2 separate regions of the Homo sapiens genome follow, and region 2 is linked to region 1. Evidence: chromatin contacts called from ENCODE Hi-C data. All regions are on one chromosome and are shown on one strand. Each heading gives the region's core, a stretch centred on a gene start or an enhancer-like site at or near the end of the contact. The rest is flanking DNA. Distances are from core to core; before and after follow the strand shown. Region 1 holds the start of EXOC2 (exocyst complex component 2). Region 2 overlaps LOC102723944 (a long non-coding RNA gene).

Region 1 (4,490 bases), core at 1,152-3,651:
ACCCAAAGTATAAACAGCAGCCAGATTTACCCCAAAGAGCAAAAAAATAAAACTTCCACAGTGTGGAAAGAAACCGGAGCAAACTACCACTGCCAGCTCGGGCAGGCTGCGTTTATTCTCTTATCTGGCCCCCACCCACATCCTGCTGATGATTGGTCCATTTTACAGAGAGCCGATTGGTCCATTTTACAGAGAGCTGATCGGTCCATTTTGACAGGGTGCTGATTGGTGCGTTTACAATCCCTGAGCTGGACACAAAAGTTCTCCACCTCCCCACGAGATTAGCTAGACACAGATTTTGGACACAAAGGTTCTCCAAGTCCCCACCAGAGTAGCTAGATACAGAGTGTCGATTGGTGCATTCACAAACCCTGAGCTAGACACAGGGTGCGGACTGGTGTGTTTACAAACCTTGAGCTAGATACAGTGTGCCGATTGGTGTATTTATAATCCCTGGGCTAGACATAAAGGTTCTCCAAGTCCCCACCAGACTCAGGAACCCAGCTGGCTTCACCCAGTGGATCCCGACCGGGGCCGCAGGTGGAGCCGCCTGCCAGTCCCGAGCCATGCGCCCACACTCCTCAGCCCTTGGGTGGTCGATGGGACTGGGGGCCGTGAAGCAGGGGGCAGCGCTCGTCGGGGAGGCTCGGGCGCACGGAAGCCCATGGCGGGGGGGGTTGGCTCAGGCACTGCAGGCTGCAGGTCCCCAGCCCTGCCCCGCGGGAAGGCAGCTAAGGCCCGGGGAGAAATTGAGCACAGCAGCTGCTGGCCCAGGTGCTAAGCCCCTCACTGCCCAGGGCCGGCGGGTTGGCTGGCCGCTCCGAGTGCCGGCCCGCTGAGCCCACGCCCACCCAGAACTCGCGCTGGCCCGCAAGTGCCGCACGCAGCCCGGGTTCCCACCAGCGCCTCTCCCTCCACACCTCCCCACAAGCTGAGGGAGCCGGCTCCGGCCTTGGCCAGCCTAGAAAGGGGCTCCCACAGTGCAGCGGTGGGCTGAAGGGCTCCTCAAGCACAGCCAGAGTGGGTGCCAAGGCCGAGGAGGTGCCCAGAGCGAGCGAGGGCTGTGAGGGCTGCCAGCACGCTGTCACCTCTCAAAACAATGTTTTAGTAGAAGTATATCCCATGCAACATTAGTTTAGTGATAAATATATCTATACTACAAATTACTTGTTGTTTATCTGAAATTAAACTTTACTGGGTATTTGTATTTTTATTGCTAAATCTGCCAACCTAGGTTGTTGAAACTTACTTTTTTCCACTTCACTTAATATTCTTTTCACAGTCCACTCTGACGAGATGTAGCTTCCCCACACTCCTTTGAAACTGCTTTTGTCAAGGATGCCAATGACTGGCATATGCCAAACTCAATTGTCTCTGGAGTCTTGGCCTCACAGTACTTCTGAACATTGGCTATCAATTCCTCCTTCCTGAAACTATTTAGCTTCCAGAATCCGCTACCCCCACTTTCCTGATTGTCCTTCCTCCCTGGCCATAGCCCCTGAACCCGAGCTTCCCCCAACCTAGAGCATCCCCTGACCCTAAGTATCCCCCCAACCCTGAGAACCCCCTGACCCCGAGTATCCCCCGACCTCGAGAACTCCCCGACCCCGAGCATCCCCCCAACCCCCAGCATCCCACGACCCCGGGCATCTCCCCCGATCCTGCGCATCCCCTGACCTGGTATGGCGCCCTGACCCAGTGCAGCCCTCAAACCCCTGCAGCCCCCTGACCCCATGCATCCTCCTGACCTAGGGCTGCCCCTGACTCAATGTTGCCCCCGGACCCCAGTGCCTCCTCCTGACCTGAGGCACGCCCCCCAACCTGGTACAGTCCCCTGATTCCAGTGCATCCTTCTGACCCAGTGCTGCCTCCTAACCTGGTGCATCCTCCTTACCCAGTGTGGCCCCCTGGGGATGCACACTCCAGTGCATCCTCCTGACCTGATGCTTCCTCTGGTCTCGGTGCAGCCCCCCTGACCTGGTGCAGCCCTCTGATTCCATGCATTCTCTTGACCTTGTGCATCCCCCTGTTCCGGAGGGGTCCTCTGACCCGATGCAGGGCCCATCGTTGTGAACTGTGGCCCACAAACGCACTATCATCCCACAGTCTCCCTGAGATGACCCGAGGGCACGGGGATGGATGGTGCACCCGGCCTGCCCCTTGAGCTTGTATCCTTCTTTCCCTCCCTCACCGCTTCCCGCCACCGCAAAGACGCCCAGCAAAAACCTCCTACTCGTGTCCATTCAGGCAGCTGGGTCCCTCGGAACCCAAGGCATTCCAGCGTCCACCGCCCACGGCCCCTGCTGACCTCCAGCACCCGCGCCGGTCTCCTCCCCTCCTCTACCCTCCCCTGAAGGCTCCGCCCATCGAGGACTCGGCGCTCGACTGCCAGGCGGATCTACACGCTCGGCGCTCGCGGCGGGCGGAAGTGAGGTGCCGGCGGCTGGCGGCCGCGGAGTCTTCGGCGAGACCTACCGGGCCCTGTCTGTGCCGGCCGTGAGCTGCGGCAGGACGGCTGGAGGTATGTGTGGGAGGCTGGAGGGCCTGGCCGAAGGCCAGCGGGACATGGACGTCAGCTGCACGGAGGTGGCCGCCTGCGGCGTCCGTCCAGGCCTCAGCGGTGAAGGGACAGCCGCGCCCACTGGCGCCGTCGGTCACCTGCGGGGCCCCGCGACCCCCCGCGGTTCCCAGCCCCGCAGCCCCCATCCCCGCCGTCAGCCGCCTGCTGGGCTCCGCGCCCACCCCCGCCAGTTCGCACCCCCGCGGTCCCCACCTGCGCCGGTGAGGGGCGTGGGCTGCAGAGGGCTGACTCCAGGCCCCGCCCGCTGGAGCTGGCCCCAGACTGCGCCGCTTCGCCCTTGCGCAGTTGCCACTCCGTGAGATTTGAGAATTTCTCCGGAAAAGTGAACGCGAGGCGGGTGTTACCTGTCTGCCTAGGCGTGCATCCCGCTCTGGCTGTCCTGAGCGCTTAAAAGGCGCCTGCCGCTGTTGTCAGCGTTTGCGTGCACGTACTTGATCCTCGCGCGGGTGTATGTACGCTGCCGTGTGACCCATTTTACGGATAGGGGAGCGGCGGCTCAGAGTGCTTGAGCAAAGAGCCTGAGGTCCTGTTGTAGCTGCCATTGAGACCTTGCGCGCCGGCTCCAGGTCCGCACACCAGCAGCCTGGAAGCCTGGTGATGCGTAACCCTGTATCCCAAGATTGTTAAGAAAACACTTTAGTAATTCCGAGAAATAGTTCTTGAAAGAACTCGTCTTTGAATGGAAGTAAGTTATTTTTAATCTGCCAAAGGTCAACATACTAATAAGTCTGAGAAATTTTAAGTCTGATGCCTTTATGAATCTGTGAGTAAACTTACAAGGAACACTTAAAAAATATTTTTTCTAAGTTAGCCACACTTTAATTAAATCTTTTTGTGTGCACTATGCAATATTGAAAAGTTACTTCTGAGCTTATGTGGATCTGTCTTCTAATGCATAATAATGTTTTGTTTATGAATGTTAGTATGTACTGGCCCATGCTTTGTGTAACTGACTCCTTTAATGACAAATCAACTGAAAGCCAGAATCTTCTCAAAGATGATTTTTTTGTGCTAAAAGTTGGCGATTCCCAGAGTAGTAATAGAAAGAGGGTGATGTGTGCTTAGTACTTACATGTTCACTTGTTTGTCTAAGTAGAAACTTAATAAATTAAAGCAGAGAAGCAGAGTTCCCCCAGTGTGACTTGGACCAACTCTTGGAAGTTTTAGAAAGTGATCTTTTTTTCTTGTCAAGTATTTAATTTCCTGTATTGAATGCCATTTTGAACTACAGTTGACCCTTGAACAACACTGGGGTTAGGGGTGCCCACGCAGTCAAAAATTTCCATGTAACTTTTGACTTTCCCAGGACTTTACTAATAGCCTACTGTTGACCAGAAGCCTTACTGATACATAAACAGTTGACTTACATGTATTTTGTATGTTATACGTATTATATACTGTATTCTTAAAGTAAGCTGAGAGAGGAAAATGTTAAAATCACAACAAATGTATTTACTCTTCTTTAAATGAAAGTGGAGAATCATGAAGGTTATTATCCCCATAGTCTGCATGAGTAGATTGTGGAGGAGGAAGAAGAGGAGGGATTTTCTCAGGAATGGCAGAGATGGAAGAGATGGAGGAAGTGAAAGGGGAGTGGGAGATGCAGGCACACTCAGTGCAACTTTTGTTGAAAAAATCCGTGTATAAGTGGATCTGTCTCATTCAAACCCATGTTGCTTAAGGGTCAACTGTATTACTTTTCTAAAAGATGGTTATTAACTTGCTAAGTTCTTGGGAGCCCATTATGTAAGAATCATATGGGAAATGAAGTTGGTACTGAAAAAATAGTCTTCTAGCAAAGAACTTTTAATATTTCTAGTGTCAAGCAGCAGCAAGATTAGGCCATACAGGAAGTGCTGGTTACAGAGGTGTCCTCTCAGTTACTTTTCCACTCATTCTCCAGTTTACG
Region 2 (4,490 bases), core at 868-3,367, 830 kb before region 1:
AGGTATTGACTAGGCATCAGCGTCTTCACCAGGGCAACACAGAACATCCCTGCAGAGTTCCTGGTGGCTGCAGTGGCTGGTAGGGGATGTATGCCTGCTTTCCATCAGATTCCCAAAGCGGAGCCCCTGGAGGCTTTGGCCCATGGCCCTGAAGCTCCCTTTCACAAGGAAGAAAGACTTTGCAAAGCCAACACCACTATTGGAGAGAAAGTGGAGAATGTGTATTAGAAGTACTAGTCTTTGAAGGCAAAACAGCTGTATAGAGTGAGCTTAAGTGCTGGATCCCTGTGGTTAGGAAGGGACACTAAGCCTCCGGGATGTGAGAGTCCCATGGAAGGCAGTAGGCCCAGGATAAAGCAGGTGTCAGCTCAGAAAGCCCACCATCACCCAGAAAAGGGAAGAAATACGCTACCACCATCACTCTTTCTGCCAATGACTTCTTTGCACACCTCCACCCTATCTCCTGGCTCAGTCTCCCATGTTCTCATAGCTAGGGAGGTCTCCATTGTAATTTGTATGGGGAGGTTAACCTATAGGCCATTCTGATGATCCCAGCTCCCTTTCACTACAACCCCCGTCTGCATCCTTTGCTTTGCAGTAGGATTTGAGAGAGGAAGGATGAAGATGTAGCCACAGGATACATTTAAACAGGCACAGAGTTTGAGGGGTGGGGGGGAACAAAAGCAAAACAATAAAACCTTCACCAGTCATTAAAGAAATGAAAATGAACCTTTTGAGATTGTCAATTTTTATCTGCTAAGTCAAGAAAAGCTAATTTAATTCCTGGCAATTTCACAATAAAAAAAATTGTGCTAGCTCTTGGTGGCATTGTAAGTAGTTAAAGGCTTTTTGGGAAGTAATTTGAAATACATCAAGTCTTGAAAATGATTATACCAGTGGATCCAATCATCTCGCTGGTGGAAATTCATCTGAAGGAAATGATTCAGTGGAAAAAACAACCCGTCTACACTTGTTGCACCTAAATGTCCAGGAATAAGGGAATGACAGAAGAAATCTCAGCACATTCTCTGAATGGAACAGAAACCGAGCGTTTGGAACTAGAATTGCGCAGACTGAATTGAATATGGAAGTGGCTTTAAATGGCATGTTAGGTGGAAACACTGGATGTCTGGTTGAAATTTGGTAAGACACACATTCCCATGGTCAGAATCGGAAAATTTCAACAAATGAAAATCATGGGGTTCACAAAGAGGTGTTGTGGGTTATAGAAAGCTATTTTCAAAAATTTCTTTAATGATTCAAAATTGTTTTTCAAAAAAAGTAGAAGATTTAGAAACATGTATTTTAGGAAGTATGGCCCATGGTGTCTATTGGAAAAAAAGTGGAAGACCTGATGCATTGCCCAAGGGGAACTTCTAGCTTAAGATTACACTGATGAGGACTGGGAAACACTCAGGCACTTTCAGGCACGCTGAGTAACAGGGGTGTCCTTTTACACAGAGACAAGGTGCTCTGTGGTCCACCCTTTACTTGGATCCCCAGATCAGCATTCTCATCAGGCAGAAGTAACCAGAGGAGGAAACAGCATTTCTTCAAAGCTGAAGAGAGCTTTTTGGAGGGGAAAATAAAAAATCCTAGGAACTCCTTGCATGACTGATGGTTTGAACAATGGCTTTGCACCCCAAGACCAGCCTGGCCTCGTGGTTGTAAATCTGGGGGCCGTTGACAAACGGTTTCCCACCTTGGGACTTGAGTCTGCAGTTCAAGAGTCACGTGGGCCTGCCTGAGCCGCAGGGCTTGGCCCCTGTGCTGAGCACAGGCTTCTAGAAGAAGGCTTACGGGAAAGGAAATGCTCGGGTTTCACATGAAGGAGGGTGTGTGTGGAGGGGGCAGGGCGGGAGCAGGAGGGAAAGAATGGTCCCTTTCAACGCAGACAGATGCAGTCTGGCTCAGAGTCAGCCCGGTCTCAAAAAAAACCCAAGTGGTCCAGTAACATTTAAAAATCTGCACACATTCTCAGTTGTATTTTAAATACCGCACAAGGACAGACAATAAATGTGATGGCTTTTCCATCCCCTGCATGTGGAGTGCCTGCCATGTCCTGAAGCTCTCAGCATACTGGCACAGGGAGACACATGTACATGCCCACGGTGGGTGTGTGTAAATGCTACCTACAAACACGAGTGCACACCCACACACACCACTGCAGCACACATACTTCCATTCTCGCCTCAGAAAGCTCCAAGCCTGCAGTTGATCTAAGTTTGGCATGGGCTGAAGGCCACACTTGGAACGGCTGCTTGGACTGTTTCTGAGCAGAGTGACAGGCACAGCTTCTAAGAAAACGAATTCCTTTTTTATCGTGCTGGTAAATGAAGATATCAATCGTTGGTTTAGAAGCTATGCTGCAGGGAAGGACCCAGCCCTGATGCACGCCTTCAGGCTCTAGGACAGAATCATTCTGCTCACGAGCTTCCAGTTTCTAAGTGTTCATTCCATGATGGAGAAAATGACATGGAAAATAGGAGTCACGGGGTTTCCAAGGCTCAGGGAGGGGCTTGCTCCCGGGTGCTCCCATCCTCATGGTCCTTTCCTTGATGTTGTGGCTTATTCAGGTGTTCCTCACTCAGGACAGCCCAGAGCGGCAGATCTGGGCCAGGAAAGGCCCTGGGGTGTCCCACTGGGGAGCCAGCTAGACCTGGGTCAGAGGGAAGCCTCTGTGAATCAGGCACTGTCACGTCAGCCTCTTGAGGACGGCAAATGCCTCATGAAACTGTTGCCTAATGGAAGGCAGTGCGCGTCCTGGGCAGGGGTGGCTCTGCTGCCGGAGGGTAACCTGGAGGGTTGAACTGGGGTGGACGGGAAAGGGGCAAGTAAAGTGTCCCGTGCATCTGCTTTATCCCCTAACCAGCCTGCCAGGAAAAGTGGACAGACAGGTGGGGCTGGGGGCCAGAGAATCGCTGAAGGGCTCACAGGTGGGACTGGCTCAATGGCCGTCCCCAGGCCAGTGGGGTCTGGGTGGGTGCTCACAGCTGCTGGAGAACAGGCCCTGGAATCACACAAGAGCCCAGGAAGCAGTGCGGGGCTGTATATTTATGCACTCCTCATATATTCTCCCGGGACAGCGAGATGTTCTACCGGGAACAAACAGGAGATGCAGAGCCCTGTGCCCTTTGTGCCTTTGGGAAGGTCATGGTGCCCTTGTCCCTGAGCGTGTCCTTTTCTAAGAAGCGTGCTCTGGGCCGGCTCGCTGACTCCTCCTGCTGGGGCCCTGTTCCTCTCTGTTTTGGCTTCGTGTGTACTAAATGGGGCATTTGTGCCAGGCCAGTTCTCAGAAAGCTGGCACTCCAAGGCTTCTCAGGGATCGTCTTGTCCAACCCTCTCATTTTCAATGAGGGACTTCCTGCTCAGAGAAGGCACAGGACTCCCTAAAGCAACCAGGGGCCAGCGAGCTGGGCCAGGGATGCTTGTTATTTCTGCTGCTTCTCACCACCAGTCCCGGAGTCCAGGCTGTCCTGAAGACTGAGGAGCTGGAGGAAGCACTCTATAGCGTGTGAATATTAAACAAAATGTGGGAACACTCATCCTGTGTTGCAACAAGAGTGATATGCTGGAGCAGAATGGGAAGGGGGCACGCTGCCTGCTCTCTGCCCACACACTGGGTTCTCTCCACAACCATTGCCCCCAGCAGTTCAGGCAGGCCCAGGAAGGGGCCTGTGCAAGTCGCTGATGTCCTCTTCTGGGGAGGGAGCTAGAAAGAGCCCTGGTGCCAGAGATCTGGAAGGCAGCAGGGCCCGGGCAGCACCGACAGTCACCCCTCCCTGTCTTCGCCCACGTGTTTCTCTGAAATTGGGGCAGAATGGGAATTAGCTACCTTTGATTTTTTATTGTGTTAAAATACACATAACATAAAATCTACCATCTTAACTTTTTTTTTTTTTTTTTTGAGATGGAGTCTCATTATGTTGCCCAGGCTGGAGTGCTGTGGTGCAATCTCACCTCATTGCAACCTCCGCCTCTTGGGTTCAAGTGATTCTCGTGCCTCAGCTTCCGCAGTAGCCAGGATTACAGGCTTGTGCCACCACACCCAGCTAATTTTTGTATTTTTAGTAGAGACGGGGTTTCACCATGTTGACCAGGCTGGTCCCAAACTCCTGACCTCAAGTGATCCACCCCCAGCCCCAGCCTCCCAGAGTGTTGGGATTACAGGCGTGAGCCACCGCACCCAGCCCTTAAACATTTTTAAGTGTGCAGTTCAGTGTGGCATTAAGTATACTCACAATGGTGCACAGCCGTCACCACCATCCATATTCAGAACATTTCATCTTGCAAAACTGAAACTCTGTCCCCAGGAAACACTAGCTCCCCATTCCCCCTTCCTGCAGCCCGTCACCACCATTCTACCTCCTGTCTCCACGAGTCTGACTACTGCAGTGCAACGGACTGAATGTTCATGCCGCACCCCCTTTTCCACAAAGTCACATGTTGACATCCTGACCCCCAAAGTGATAGTCTTAGGAGGTGGGGCC

Evidence for each region. A loop is a pair of places that touch in the nucleus more often than their neighbours do. Pooled maps may share reads with other maps.
Region 2: a pooled map shows a loop between it and region 1 (5-fold over the local background). The contact joins the enhancer-like site here to the promoter of EXOC2 in region 1. A Hi-C loop is called at or near these places in 5 of 50 pooled maps.

What each region holds. Positions count from the first base shown.
Region 1 is chr6:691,050-695,539 of GRCh38, reverse strand. EXOC2 (exocyst complex component 2) reads left to right here and starts at 2,401. Exons shown (of 28, transcript NM_018303.6): 1 at 2,401-2,521. RefSeq lists enhancers at 250-758, 2,188-3,074 and silencers at 2,642-2,701, 2,712-2,781.
Region 2 is chr6:1,524,603-1,529,092 of GRCh38, reverse strand. The region is part of intron 2 of LOC102723944 (a long non-coding RNA gene); the gene reads left to right. Among named protein-coding and RNA genes, the nearest start is that of FOXCUT, 79 kb to the left of the region's middle. Within about 2 kb of position 2,117, at least 13 of the 41 ENCODE cell types and tissues checked have a DNase peak (open chromatin) inside an H3K27ac peak, as active enhancers do.